3 separate regions of the Homo sapiens genome follow, and all the other regions are linked to region 1. A link is an interaction called in ENCODE POLR2A ChIA-PET data of the cell type or tissue named here. Cell type or tissue: HepG2. All regions are shown on one strand. Region 1 overlaps PCBP1-AS1 (PCBP1 antisense RNA 1). Region 2 overlaps PCBP1-AS1 (PCBP1 antisense RNA 1). Region 3 overlaps C2orf42 (chromosome 2 open reading frame 42).

Region 1 (4,000 bases):
TGCTGCCCACTTCTGTGGTGTAAATATTCCCACTGTGGCTGATTTCAATCCACCAATATGATGTCACTGAATGCAGACTTGGGGAAAAAGCACAGTAACACAACATTATATAGTATTTCCACAGATGTAATAGATGTACATAATCTTAAAAGAATAAAGAATAATAAAATATAAAATTATTGCCAGGCATGGTGGCTCATGCCTGTAATCCCAACACTTTGGGAGACCGAGGCGGGCAGATCACCTGACGTCAGGAGTTCGAGACCAGCCTGACCAACAAGGAGAAACTCTGTCTCTAATAACAATACAAAATTAGCCAGGCATGGTGGTGCATGCCTGTTTTCCCAGCTACTCAGGAGGCTGAGGCAGGAGAATCCCTTGGACCTGGGAGGCGGAGGTTGCAATGAGCTGAGATCGTGCCATTGCACTCCAGCCTGAGCAACAAGAGTGAAACTCCATCTCAAAAAAAAAAAAATTATTAGGAAGTGATGGTTTTTGAAAATTTATTATTTTTGCCTTAATATAATTCATTTAATTGTAAGTTTATATAATTTAATTTATAATTTAATTTTTCATAATAGCTGGGTTTAACCATTGGTTCATGAAATTCCTGAAGATTTAACAATCAGCTCATAGGAACTGGTATGATCTGAGCACACCTGGATCTGAACCCCAAGCCCAGCTCTTCCTTGAGCAGGGCCCTCAAAAGGCTCTCCAAAACCTGATGGCCCTGCCCAATGTATATTTTTCAGATCTATCAGCGAAACTGAACTCATTTTCTTTCTCTCCAGTCTGCTCCTCTGTGGGCTGCCATGTTGGTGGAGGGCTTCGCCATTCACCCTGGGGTGGCAGGAGTTGTGGATGAGAACTCTGGACAGGAAGAAGGCTGGGATCAGAGGATGGGGATTTTGGAATTGTTTAGAGCAGAGGTGAAATAGTTTTGGGTAATGACAATGTTGGGTGGGTGAAGAGTCCCTGGGCTGAGGAGGGCACAGAACCGTAAGGCTAGGCTGTTCCTGGAGGTCGGGGTATGGGCTGATGGCATGTTCACACTCCTGTTACATCTTCTGTCAACTAGCTTCCCTGCAACAAGCTGTGTCTGACAGTCCTCCAGAGCTCCTGGGGCAGGGGTCCCAGAGCCGACTGTGGGTCACACGCGACAAACTCCCACACCCATATTCCTCTGGGATTGCTCCAGGCTAAGGTTGGATTCTCAGGCAGGAGGAAGGAGGATCAGCCTTGGCCAGAGGCACAGAAAGCTGCAAAGCCCCCAGCCCCTCCCTTGAAGGGCAGAGCTCCTTTTGAGGACAGAGAAGATCTGGAGGGGATGTGGAGGCAGGTGTTTAACAGAGGACTTGAATGTATCTGGGATTTCCATGGCAGTGATGCCTGGACGGAGGCCAGAGTGTCCTAGGTGAAGTGGGGGATTCTGAATGGAGCCCACAGACAGCAAGAGCCCAGCCTGCAACCCACCTTTCCTTTCACGTCACCTGACTCCCTGTCCGCACTGCTGCCCCTCGGCCTCCCTGCCGGTGCTGCTCCTCCCCCGAGAAGCTTCCCTGCCTCCTCCCATGTACTTCAGGGAACTGGTAAGTTTGGAAAGCACCCAGAATTACTTGAGGAAAAGACTGTAGCAAGTACAATTTGAATTTGCCAAGAGACTTTGCCACCAAATTCACTTGCCTAGAGAGAGAGGCGAAGTCCATGGGTTTCTCCCTGTGGTTCTGTGGCTTCACCGGGAAAATGTGGGCCTTGCTGAGCTATGGAGGGGAAAGGAAAGGAGCGTGAAGGAGACAGGAGGCAGAAGCTCCTCACAGTGCCCAGCACGCAGTAGGGGCCGAGATGATGTGCTGAATGATGGGCCTCATGGCCATGTGAGTGGAAGGCCAGGCAGAGCTGCTTGTTTAATATCTCCTACTCTTTCCCCCGTGGTCAGTGAATTTGCTTTTGGTTTTGAATTTGCTTTGGCTGAACCAGGGACAATTTCTACATGGCCTTGAGGCCACAGGCATATGTAGTCAACTGCACACCTCAGGGTGCAAGGGGTTACACCTGTTCCTTGCTCAAAAGTCATGGGAAGTTGCTAAACAGACCAAAAGAAGAACCAGCACGCTTACTGCTCTCCGTCCTCCCCTTCCCCACCCCACCCCCAGCTGTTAGCTCACAGAGGGTCAAAACAGGCAAGATAAAATCTGTCCAACTCACAGCTTCAAAGGAACACAAGTTAGACATGTGACCCAACCGCACCCAGCCTTGTCCCTCCCAGGTGCATGGCCCTGGAAGGCCCAACCCTCCGGCCACGTGGTCCGTGTAGAGGCCAGGTGGGCAAAGCCTTCCGTTCCAGACCCAGTGCTGCCCTCCCATGAGATCCCAATCTGATTTTGGTCTTCTTGTAGTTCTCCTTGGAAGCCAGGCCCAGCCCCACACTGCCTCCTCCTCACGCTCACCTGGCTCCCTCCAATCCGATCTGGGGCAGGAGGCGATGCAGACCGCAGTCTTCACCGCAACCTCGACCCTGAGGGCCCAGAGTCAGTGCTGGAGCCACCTACCAGGAGTCACTTCCATAGCCCTTGAGGCTGAATGAGAGCCCTCGGGTTCTTGGATAGCAGAGAACACAACCCAGACATGGCTCTGGATATGAAACAAATCCTTTCTGAACCTGACACCAGACTTTTCCCCAGAGGTGATTTTTTAATTATTTTTTGAATGCTTTCCAGATTTGACTGAATGAATGGGTGACAATGACCCTAAGTCATGAGCCTTCAAGGCCTGTACACTTGTGGGTTAAGAAAGCCCTTTCTCAGCCTGGCATGGCTGGCCCCCTCCCTTTCCCCCTCCAGGCACAGAGTGTCCTGGTAAGGTATGATGGCACAATACAGCCTCTCCACGCCTTATTTCCACCATCTCCTGTCACTGTGCCCCCATCAAAGCACACACAGAGAGAGTCCCAAATCAGACCAACCTATAGGAACAGAGTGCCCCTGACAAAACACACACACTCATACACCGAGGAGACACAAACTGGGCAAAAATGGGACAGGCAAGGTGACTCATGCCTGTAATTCCAGCACTTTGGGAAGCCGCGGCAGGTGGATCGCCTGAGGTCAGGAGTTCGAGACCAGCCTGGCCAACATGGTGAAACCCCGTCTCTACTAAAAATACAAAACTTGGCCAGGCATGGTGGCGCGCACCTGTAGTCCCAGCTACTCGGGAGGCTGAGGCAGGAGAATCACTTGAACATGGGAGGAGGAGGTTGCACCACTGCACTCCAGCCTGGGCTACAGAGTGAGACTCTGTAAAAAAAAATAAAAAATAAAAAGGAAAAAAATTGGGCAAAAATGTAGAAATTCAATTTTACTGAACTTTTTTAAAAAATTATGGGAATTCCCAGTGTCTCAAAAGAAAATGACAACCTCCAGACAAGCACATTTAAGTAAACAACATAAAGGCACTGACAGCCACTGTGGGTGGGAAGTCACTGGCAATGGGAGCCCTGCCCCCTCAGGGTTCCGTCATTGTTTTGCAGGTGCGATTCCTGCTTCCCCCACCATTCTGTAAGTTGTGTAAGATGCTGTCGAAAGATCACGGGGCTGAAAGGCAGGAACCTCATGTTCCAAACCCAAGACTGGCCCGGTATCTGCGTGACCTTGGGCGAGGTCCTCTGCATCTCTGAACTATCGTGTCTCCATCTGTAAAATGAAGGTTGACCTTCCTGGATAATTTCGTCTTGGGTTTCTACTGTACTCTCACTCTACCTGGCCCATTACCACCTAGGAGGGGCCTAATAAATACAAATGAAAAGAAGTGGCCCCAAATGATCTTTTAGTCAATATAACCCCAATTCTGGTTTCAGCTAAGATTTGGATACAGAAAGTACCATTTCCCCACTAGTTCAATGGGAAAGTTGGGTGGAATGCATCTTTGGAGGGTCACAAAGTGGAAATTAGTAACTCCAGAGGGGGGAGTGAAGAAAAGGAGGTGACAAAGTAGCCAGTGGGAC
Region 2 (4,000 bases), 87 kb after region 1:
TGTCTCTACATACTAGGCCCTGAAGATACATAACCAGGAACAAGTTCCCTGCCCTCACAGAGCTTAAAACCCACCAGGAGAGAAAGACAAACAGTTAAGTGGTCTTATGTAAACAAATGGGGTGCTAACAGTTTCTTTATATAGAGCGGCCAGAAAAGCCCTTCAAAAGGAGATAATGCTTACTTGACAATTAAAGGCAAAGGACAGGCCGGGCACGGTGGCTCATGCCTGTAATCCCAGCACTTTGGGAGGCCGAGGCAGGTGAATCACTTGAGGTCAGGAGTTCAAGACCAGCCTGGCTAACATGGAGAAACCCCGTCTCCATGAAAAATACAAAATTAGCCGGGCATGGTGGCGCACGCCTGTAGTCCCAGCTACTTGAGAAGCTGAGACAGGAGAATCGCTTGAACCTGGGAGGCAGAGGTTGTAGTGAGCTGAGATCATGCCACTGCACTCCAGCCTGGGTGATAGAGTGAGACTCTGTCTCAAAAAAAAAAAAAAACAAAAAAAAACCTAGGGATAGTTAATTGAGACATTATGCACAGTAAAGAGTGTTCCAGGCAGAGGCTATACAGCACTGCAAAGGCCTTCAGGCCAGAAACTACTGGAGAAGGGGTCAACGAACTGTGAGCAGATGAAGGTGCCAGCAGTAGGGAAGAAGGGGCCTGGGATGAGACTTGAGAAACATGCAAGGACCAGATACTGCAGGATCCAAGTAAAGAACTCAAATCTTTTCCCTGCCTTTTCTCTAAATATGGTCTGGAGGACCGGGTGCAGTGGCTCACACCTGTAATCCCAGCACTTTGGGAGGCAAGTGGATCACCTGAGGTCAAGAGTTCAAGACTAGCCTGGCCAACATAGCGAAACCCTGTCTCTACTAAAAATACAAAAATAAAAACAAAAAATTTAGCTGGGTGTGGTGGTGGACGCCTGCATTCCTAGCTACTCTGCAGGCTGAGGCAGGAGAATCTCTTGAACCTGGGAGATGGAGGCTGCAGTAAGCTGAGATCACTCCATTGCACTGCAGCCTGGGTGACAAGAGCAAAACTCTGTCTCAAAAAAAAAAAAAAGGAGAAAATAGATATCATAGATATCTTTGGCTGAGCACGGTGGCTCACACCTGTAATCCCAGCACTGTGGGAGGCTGAGGTGGGTGGATTGCCTGATGTCAGGAGTTCGAGACCAGCCTGGCCAACATAGTGAAACCCCGTCTCTACTAAAAATACAAAAAATTAAAAAAAAAAAAATTTAGCTGGGCATAGTGGCGGGTGCCTGTAATCCCAGCTACTTGGGAGGTTGAGGCAGGAGAACTGCTTGAACCTGGGAGGCAGAGATTGCAGTGAGCCAAGATCGTGCCATTGCACTCCAGCCTGGGCAACAAGAGCGAAACTCCATCTCAAAAAAATACATATATATATGATCTGGAGACCAGATGACTGGTGTCAGAATCACCTGGCAGGCTGATCAAGCTGCAGATTCCTGGTCACCACCCCAAACCTACTCAATTAGAGTATCTAGCAGTTGATACCAGGAAATCTGCATTTTAAACAAGTATCCAGCGCCCCCTCTCTCACCCTCATGGGTAATTCTGATGCACTAAAGCTTCAAAACCATAGCTCTAGGAACAAGGCTAATGAAGAAAGGCCCTTACTTGAAGCTGGCTGTCAATGTCATAATTAGAGTACTATGTAAAGCCAGAGTCAAGCTGGGCATTAAGTAATCTAGACAGAGCAGTCTGAGCTAAGTGTGATGGTGCACACCTATATCCCGGCAACTTGGGTGGCTGAAGCAGAAGGGTCATTTGAGCTCAAGTTCAGTGCTGTAGTGTGCTATGATCACGCCTGTGAACAGCCACCACACTCCAGCTTGGGCAACATAGCGAGACCTTGTCTCTAGAAAGAGAAGTCTGAATGAATTATGGAATTTGAAGGTCCCAAAGCAGAAAATAGAAGGCAGGACATTACAGCCATGGGACTTAAGAGAACAGAAGGAGCAAGCAAAGACAGTTAGCAGTCTCAGGGAAATCACTAACAATAGTCATGATCTCCAGCTCTCTTAGGTTGGTTTTCCCAGCATGGCCCTAGGAAGGAAATGCAGGTGCCTCACCTCACAGAGACTAGATGACCAGGCCATAGACTGCCCAGTCTGTGCACATAACCACTCCATCCAATCTTCAAAACAGAACACACCGTTCCTCAGTAAGTACTCTATCTTCATGAATCCCCATCAGCCTGCAAAAGAGCTCTGAGCTACATACAAAAACATTCAGAACACCTCTAAGGGCCAGGGACTAGCGCTACCCCTCAAGACTCTCTACTTGGCACATGAGTGCCCCCTAACGCTGTCAAAATTTAAGAGCCAGGTCAGAAACCTTGATGCCCACTCCTACATACCTTCGGATCCCACCATTCACACACATCCAGCCAGTCTTCCAGTACTTTTTGCTATGCCTCACTGACAGAGTCCCGTACTATATTCTACAGAATACTCTCTCCCCAAAATTCAGAGAGAAATTCCACAGATTCATGTTGAACAGAGTCCTGAACTCCTAAGGCTGCTGAGGCCAGCTCCTATGCCTGGTTCAGTGGGAGGAGGTAGCCTGAAGAGAGCTCACTCCCTTCACCCTGTCTGAAGGAAGCTCCAGGACTACTGCAGGCTTCTGTACATGCAACTTGTTTCAAAGATAAGGGAGTTGAACCTGACATATTTAAAAGAATGGATAGGCTCTTGGCAGCAGAAATTTAGGTGGGGGAAAAGTTAAGGTAGGATTTCTGGGGATTTCATTTTAAAGTAAAGAGCCCATAAAATACAGAGAAAGTAATATACACTCTCACTCAAATCCTTGTATGTCAACTATCTGATCCTTTCTATAATCCAAAAGCTGGTTCCAAACTAAAGAGGTAAGAATGCTAAAAGATGATTTAAGTAATCCCCAAGATTATTTATGACTCTAATCCTGAATTGCTTGCCCTGTTCCTTCTTACACTCTACTCACTATCCAGGTGCTCCAGGTTTATGATTTAATGATCCTGCTTCAGCCTTGTCTCATCTTATCCTTCAGGCCTTTTGCTTCCTTCCTTGCTTAGAATTCTACTCCGCTGTCAGTTATTCTGCCCTCAGCTACCTGAAGTTAATAATATGCCTACCCAGATTCTCAACCTTTATCCTCAGGACACATGCTCCCTTCATGAGCAAGTGTTTTGTGTCAGGCTTACCCTGGTTTCATGGATATGACTTAATCATTTTAGATGGTTCATCCAGGCAAACAAGGGAATTACCAAAGATGGACGAAATAGGAAGAATGACAATGAACCAAGGGCCAGTGTTTAAAACTCACCCTGACATCCTAAAGCACAGCTTCCTAGACCTCAGGTGCTGCCCCCAATACTCTATCCCCCTCCCTAGTGCCCCACCTCAAAGGTCCTTCTAGCCACTGCTGATAAGCTTTGACTAGGAATTCATGGTGAGCACAACATAAGCTTACAGTCTAGTGAAGGACACAGACAACAAAATAATTACAATACATATGATAATTAATGGCAATGCATGCAGAGTTGTAGGATCAAGGCTAATCAGGTGAAGTTATATGTATACTAAGCTATAACTTAGATGATGAATAGGAGATATCCAGGCAGTGGCAGAGCATGGGAGGAAGGGTGTTCTAGGCACAATGAAGAGCACACGCAAAGGCCTTGCAGCAAGAAAGCACATCTAAAGAGATGTCATGAGCTGGAGGATGGGAAGGTCAAGATAGGTGACTGATGCAGATGATGCTGGAGAGGCCAAAAGGGCCTAATAGGACAAAGAAAGTTGTTTTACTATTCACTTCACAAGTATTGTCAATAATGTGTCAGACATTGTCCTAGGTGCTAGGAATACAACAATGAATAAAACAAACAATATCAGCCAGGCACAGTGGCTCACACCTGTAATCCCAGCACTTTGGGAGGCCAAGGCAGGCGGAACGTTTGAGGTCAGGAGCTCAAGACCAGCCTGGCTA
Region 3 (4,000 bases), 170 kb after region 1:
TTTGAGATGAGTCTCGCCTCTATGGCCAGGGTGGAGTGCAGTGGTGCGATCTTGGCTCACTGCAACCTCTGCCTCCCAGGTTCAAGCGATTCTCCTGCCTCAGCCTCCCGAGTAGCTGGGACTACAGGCACGCGCCAACACGCCTGGCTAATTTTTGTATTTTTAGTAGAGACGGGGTTTCACCATGTTGGCCAGGATGGTCTCAATCTCTTGATCTTGTGATCTGCCCACCTCAGCCTCCCAAAGTGCTGGGATTACAGGCATGAGCCACTGTGCCGGGCATGCCTCATCTAGTTTTATCTTCTCCACCTATCCAAACCCTTCCTCTCCTTTGAAGCCCAATTCAAGTTCTAGGTCTCTGTGCACCTCCCTGGATTCTCAACAATTTTCCCTATTGTCTGACGCACTTAGGAGCTGACACAAACCAGCCCCTCAATCCCAGAGGGTAGACAACACAATGTGGTTATTCCTTCTCTTTTAGAGGCATAGTACCTCTCTTACCAAAAATGTCTCCCCCTCTGTTAGGCCAATCAGTGCCTTTTTGGGGGCTGGGAGGGGTTCTGCCTTTTGGATCAGAGAGTGGAGCAGTGAGTCCTGCTCCAGTGAGGAAGCCATACATTCAGGCACTTCAGGAGCCAGAATTCCTACTAGGGGAGCTGCTCTGTGCTGAGATCAAATGAAGCCCCAGAGAGAGGCAGAAATGGGTCAGATGGACCCTAGCTCCACAGGTCCCGAGGCCCAGCCACATCAGCTCCAGCCCAGTGTGGTTGTCTAGCTCTGCTTTAGTGTCCACAAGCCAGTCATTCATACCTATTTTGCCCAAGCTGGTTAACTGGCTTTCTGTCACTCGCAATTCAAAGTACCTGGTATGGCCGAGCGTGGTGGCTCACGCCTGTAATCCCAGCACTTTGGGAGGTCGAGGAGGGCAGATCACGAGGTCAGGAGTTCAAGACCAGCCTGGCCAACATAGTGAAACCCCGTCTCTACTAAAAATACAAAAAAAAAATAAAAAAAATTAGCTGGGAATAGTGGCGGGTGCCTGTAGTCTCAGCTACTTGGGAGGCTGAGGCAGGAGAATCGCTTGAACCCAGGAGGCGGAGGTTGCAGTGAGCCGAGATCACGCCACTACACTCCAGCCTGGCGACACAGTGAGACTCCATCTCAAAAAACAAACAAAAACAAAGAAAGTACCTGGCACATAGTAGGCATGCAAGAAATGTTCATTCCCTTCTTTCCTCCTTAAAGATAGGCTTATACTTCTGGGTCTTTCAGTATCTCTATTCTGTGATCATTCAATCAGAAACAGCAATTGAATTTTACTAACTGAGAATATATAGAGATACAAGTATGAAGTGAACAAGCTATTACAGGCATTAGTTTTAAACAGCAATATTCCCTTGATACCTGTGAGAGGTGACAGCGTGCTGGCAGTCCTCAGAGCCCTCGCTTGCTCTCGGCACCTCCCCTGCCTGGGCTCCCACTTTGGTGGCATTTGAGGAGCCCTTCAGCCCCCCACTGCACTGTGGGAGCCCCTTTCTGGGCTGGCCAAGGCTGGGAGGTGTGGAGGGAGAGGCACGAGCGGGAACCTGGGCTGTGTGCGGCGCTTGCGGGCCAGCTGGAGTTCCCGGTGGGCGGGGACTTGGTGGGCCCCGCACTCGGAGCAGCCAGCCAGCCCTGCTGGCCCCGGGCAATGGGGCACTTAGCACCTGGGTCAGTGGCTGCGGAGGGTGTACTGGGTCCCCCAGCAGTGCTGGCCCACCAGCGCTGCGCTCGATTTTTCGCCGGGCCTTAGCTGCCTTCCTGCGGGGCAGGGCTTAGGACCTGCGGCCCGCCATGCCTGAGCCTTCCACCCACTCCATGGGCTCCTGTGCGGCCCGAGCCTCCCTGACGAGCACCACCCCCTGCTCCACAGTGCCCAGTCCCATCGACCACCCAAGGGCTGAGGAATGTGAGCGCATGGCGCAGGACTGGCAGGCAGCTCCACCTGCAGCCCCAGTGTGGGATCCACTGGGTGAAGCCAGCTGGGCTCCTGAGTCTGGGGGGGAATGTGGAGTCTTTATATCTAGCTCAGGGATTGTAAATACACCAATCAGCACCCTGTGTTTAGCTCAAGGTTTGTGAGTGCACCAGTCGACACTCTGTATCTAGCTGCTCTGGTGGGGACGTGGAGAGTCTTTATATCTAGCTCAGGGATTGTAACTACACCAATCAGCACCCTGTGTTTAGCTCAAGGTTTGTGAGTGCACCAATCAACACTCCGTATCTAGCTGCTCTGGTGAGGATGTGGAGAACCTTTATGTCTAGCTCAAGGATTGTAAATACACCAGTCGGCACTCTGTATCTAGCTCAAGGTTTGTAAACACACCAATCAGCACCCTGTGTTTAGCTCAAGGTTTGTGAGTGCACCAATCGACACTCTGTATCTAGCTGCTATGGTGGGGCCTTGGAGAACCTGTGTGTGGAAACTCTGTATCTAACTAATCTGATGGGGACGTGGAGAACCTTTGTATCTAGCTCAAGGATTGTAAACGCACCAATCAGCACCCTGACAAAACAGGCCACTCGGCTCTACCAATCAGCAGGATGTGGGTGGGGCCAGATAAGAGCATAAAAGCAGGCTGCCAGAGCCAGCATTGACAACCCGCTCGGGTCCCCTTCCACACTGTGGAAGCTTTGTTCTTTCGCTCTTTGCAATAAATCTTGCTACTGCTCTCACTCTTTGGGTCCATGCTGCTTTTATGAGCTGTAACACTCACCGCGAAGATCTGCAGCTTCACTCCTTAGCCCAGCGAGACCACGAGCCCACCGGGAGGAATGAACAACTCCAGACGCGCTGCCTTAAGAGCTGTAACACTCACCGCGAAGGTCTGCAGCTTCACTCCTGAGCCAGCAAGACCACGAACCCACCAGAAGGAAGAAACTCCGAACGCATCTGAACATCAGAAGGGGCAGACACCAGACGCGCCACCTTAACAGCTGTAACACTCACCGCGAGGGTCCGCGGCTTCATTCTTGAAGTCAGTGAGACCAAGAACCCACCAATTCCGGACACACCTGGATCTCTTTTTCCAGTATCACTATCAGTTAAATCCCGCCTCCCCCCCCCGAAATTTATAATTTTATAAACAGGCAACCATGAGATATAATTAGGAAAAACTAGTGACACTGCTTTATTTGAGAACAGAATAAAGAGCGTGGCTGGAACTCTGCCAAGATGGTCTTTAACATTCTGCCCTAACCAGGGTGTTAACTTTCCAACACTGTTGGTGTATGGCTGAGTGCTGCAGATTTCTCAGAGAATTAGCAAAAGGTTGAAATAAACGCTAAAGATGAGTCCGTAAGAAGGAAAATAAGCTGGTTTTCTTTCTGTTCCTTTTAAAACTCTAGCCAGAAATACTGCCCAATGCATAATGAAGACTGTACACAGCAGCATCAAAAAGGCTATTTACAAGAGATTTTCTTCAACAGAATCCACTTGAAAGCACTGAGAATTTGCATCTTAGCTAAGAGCAGTTTACCAAGGAACAGGGCCATCTAAGTGCCTAACTAGCATTTAAAGTTGTCAAGGGGTGGGGATGTGCAAATTAAGCAGCAAAAGATTATTATCTTGTTTTGCTTTAAGGGAAAGTAATAGTGGTCAGAGGGGCCAGTTCCAAGGGCTGGTCCAAGGGGGGCCGCTGGTCTTGGTACTCCGCCACATGCCCATTCCGGTGGTGGCCATACTCAAACTTGATCCGCAGCTCGCCAATCTTAGATTGGGGAAGGATATCTGGGATCCACTCGATGATGAAAGGTGTTGGCTCCTTTTGATCTGGGGAAGTGTTGCCTAAAGAGAAGAAAGGAGTATTAGTACAATTCCACCTAACTCTAATGGGTGTTCCTAATTGCAAAAAAAGTGTCCGGAATTGGAGCAGCCTGTTCAGCTTTGATAATCAGAAGGCCGAATGAGGTTTATAAATTCAGTGGTGATTGGGATATCAGATTTATTGATCATCATGAA

Evidence for each region. Peaks named below come from ENCODE experiments on the same cell type or tissue, not always from the same donor. Only the 100,000 strongest peaks of a DNase experiment are listed, where the experiment ranks them.
Region 2: POLR2A ChIA-PET joins it to region 1 with 6 read pairs; 9 of 35 experiments call an interaction of 5 or more read pairs at or near these places.
Region 3: POLR2A ChIA-PET joins it to region 1 with 7 read pairs; 7 of 35 experiments call an interaction of 5 or more read pairs at or near these places.

The regions. Positions count from the first base shown.
Region 1 is chr2:69,973,876-69,977,875 of GRCh38, forward strand. The region is part of intron 9 of PCBP1-AS1 (PCBP1 antisense RNA 1); the gene reads right to left. It also overlaps a transcript of ASPRV1 not described here. Among named protein-coding and RNA genes, the nearest start is that of ASPRV1, 14 kb to the left of the region's middle. RefSeq lists enhancers at 1,860-2,371, 2,372-2,882. In HepG2, no CTCF peak of the experiment used is centred here; a DNase peak (open chromatin) is centred at 2,206.
Region 2 is chr2:70,060,908-70,064,907 of GRCh38, forward strand. The region is part of intron 4 of PCBP1-AS1 (PCBP1 antisense RNA 1); the gene reads right to left. It also overlaps a transcript of ASPRV1 not described here. Among named protein-coding and RNA genes, the nearest start is that of PCBP1-AS1, 24 kb to the right of the region's middle. In HepG2, no CTCF peak of the experiment used is centred here; no DNase peak of the experiment used is centred here.
Region 3 is chr2:70,146,739-70,150,738 of GRCh38, forward strand. C2orf42 (chromosome 2 open reading frame 42) reads right to left here. Exons shown (of 10, transcript NM_017880.3): 10 at 3,147-3,826. The coding sequence ends at 3,618. Among named protein-coding and RNA genes, the nearest start is that of LINC01816, 23 kb to the left of the region's middle. RefSeq lists an enhancer at 2,195-2,724. In HepG2, no CTCF peak of the experiment used is centred here; no DNase peak of the experiment used is centred here.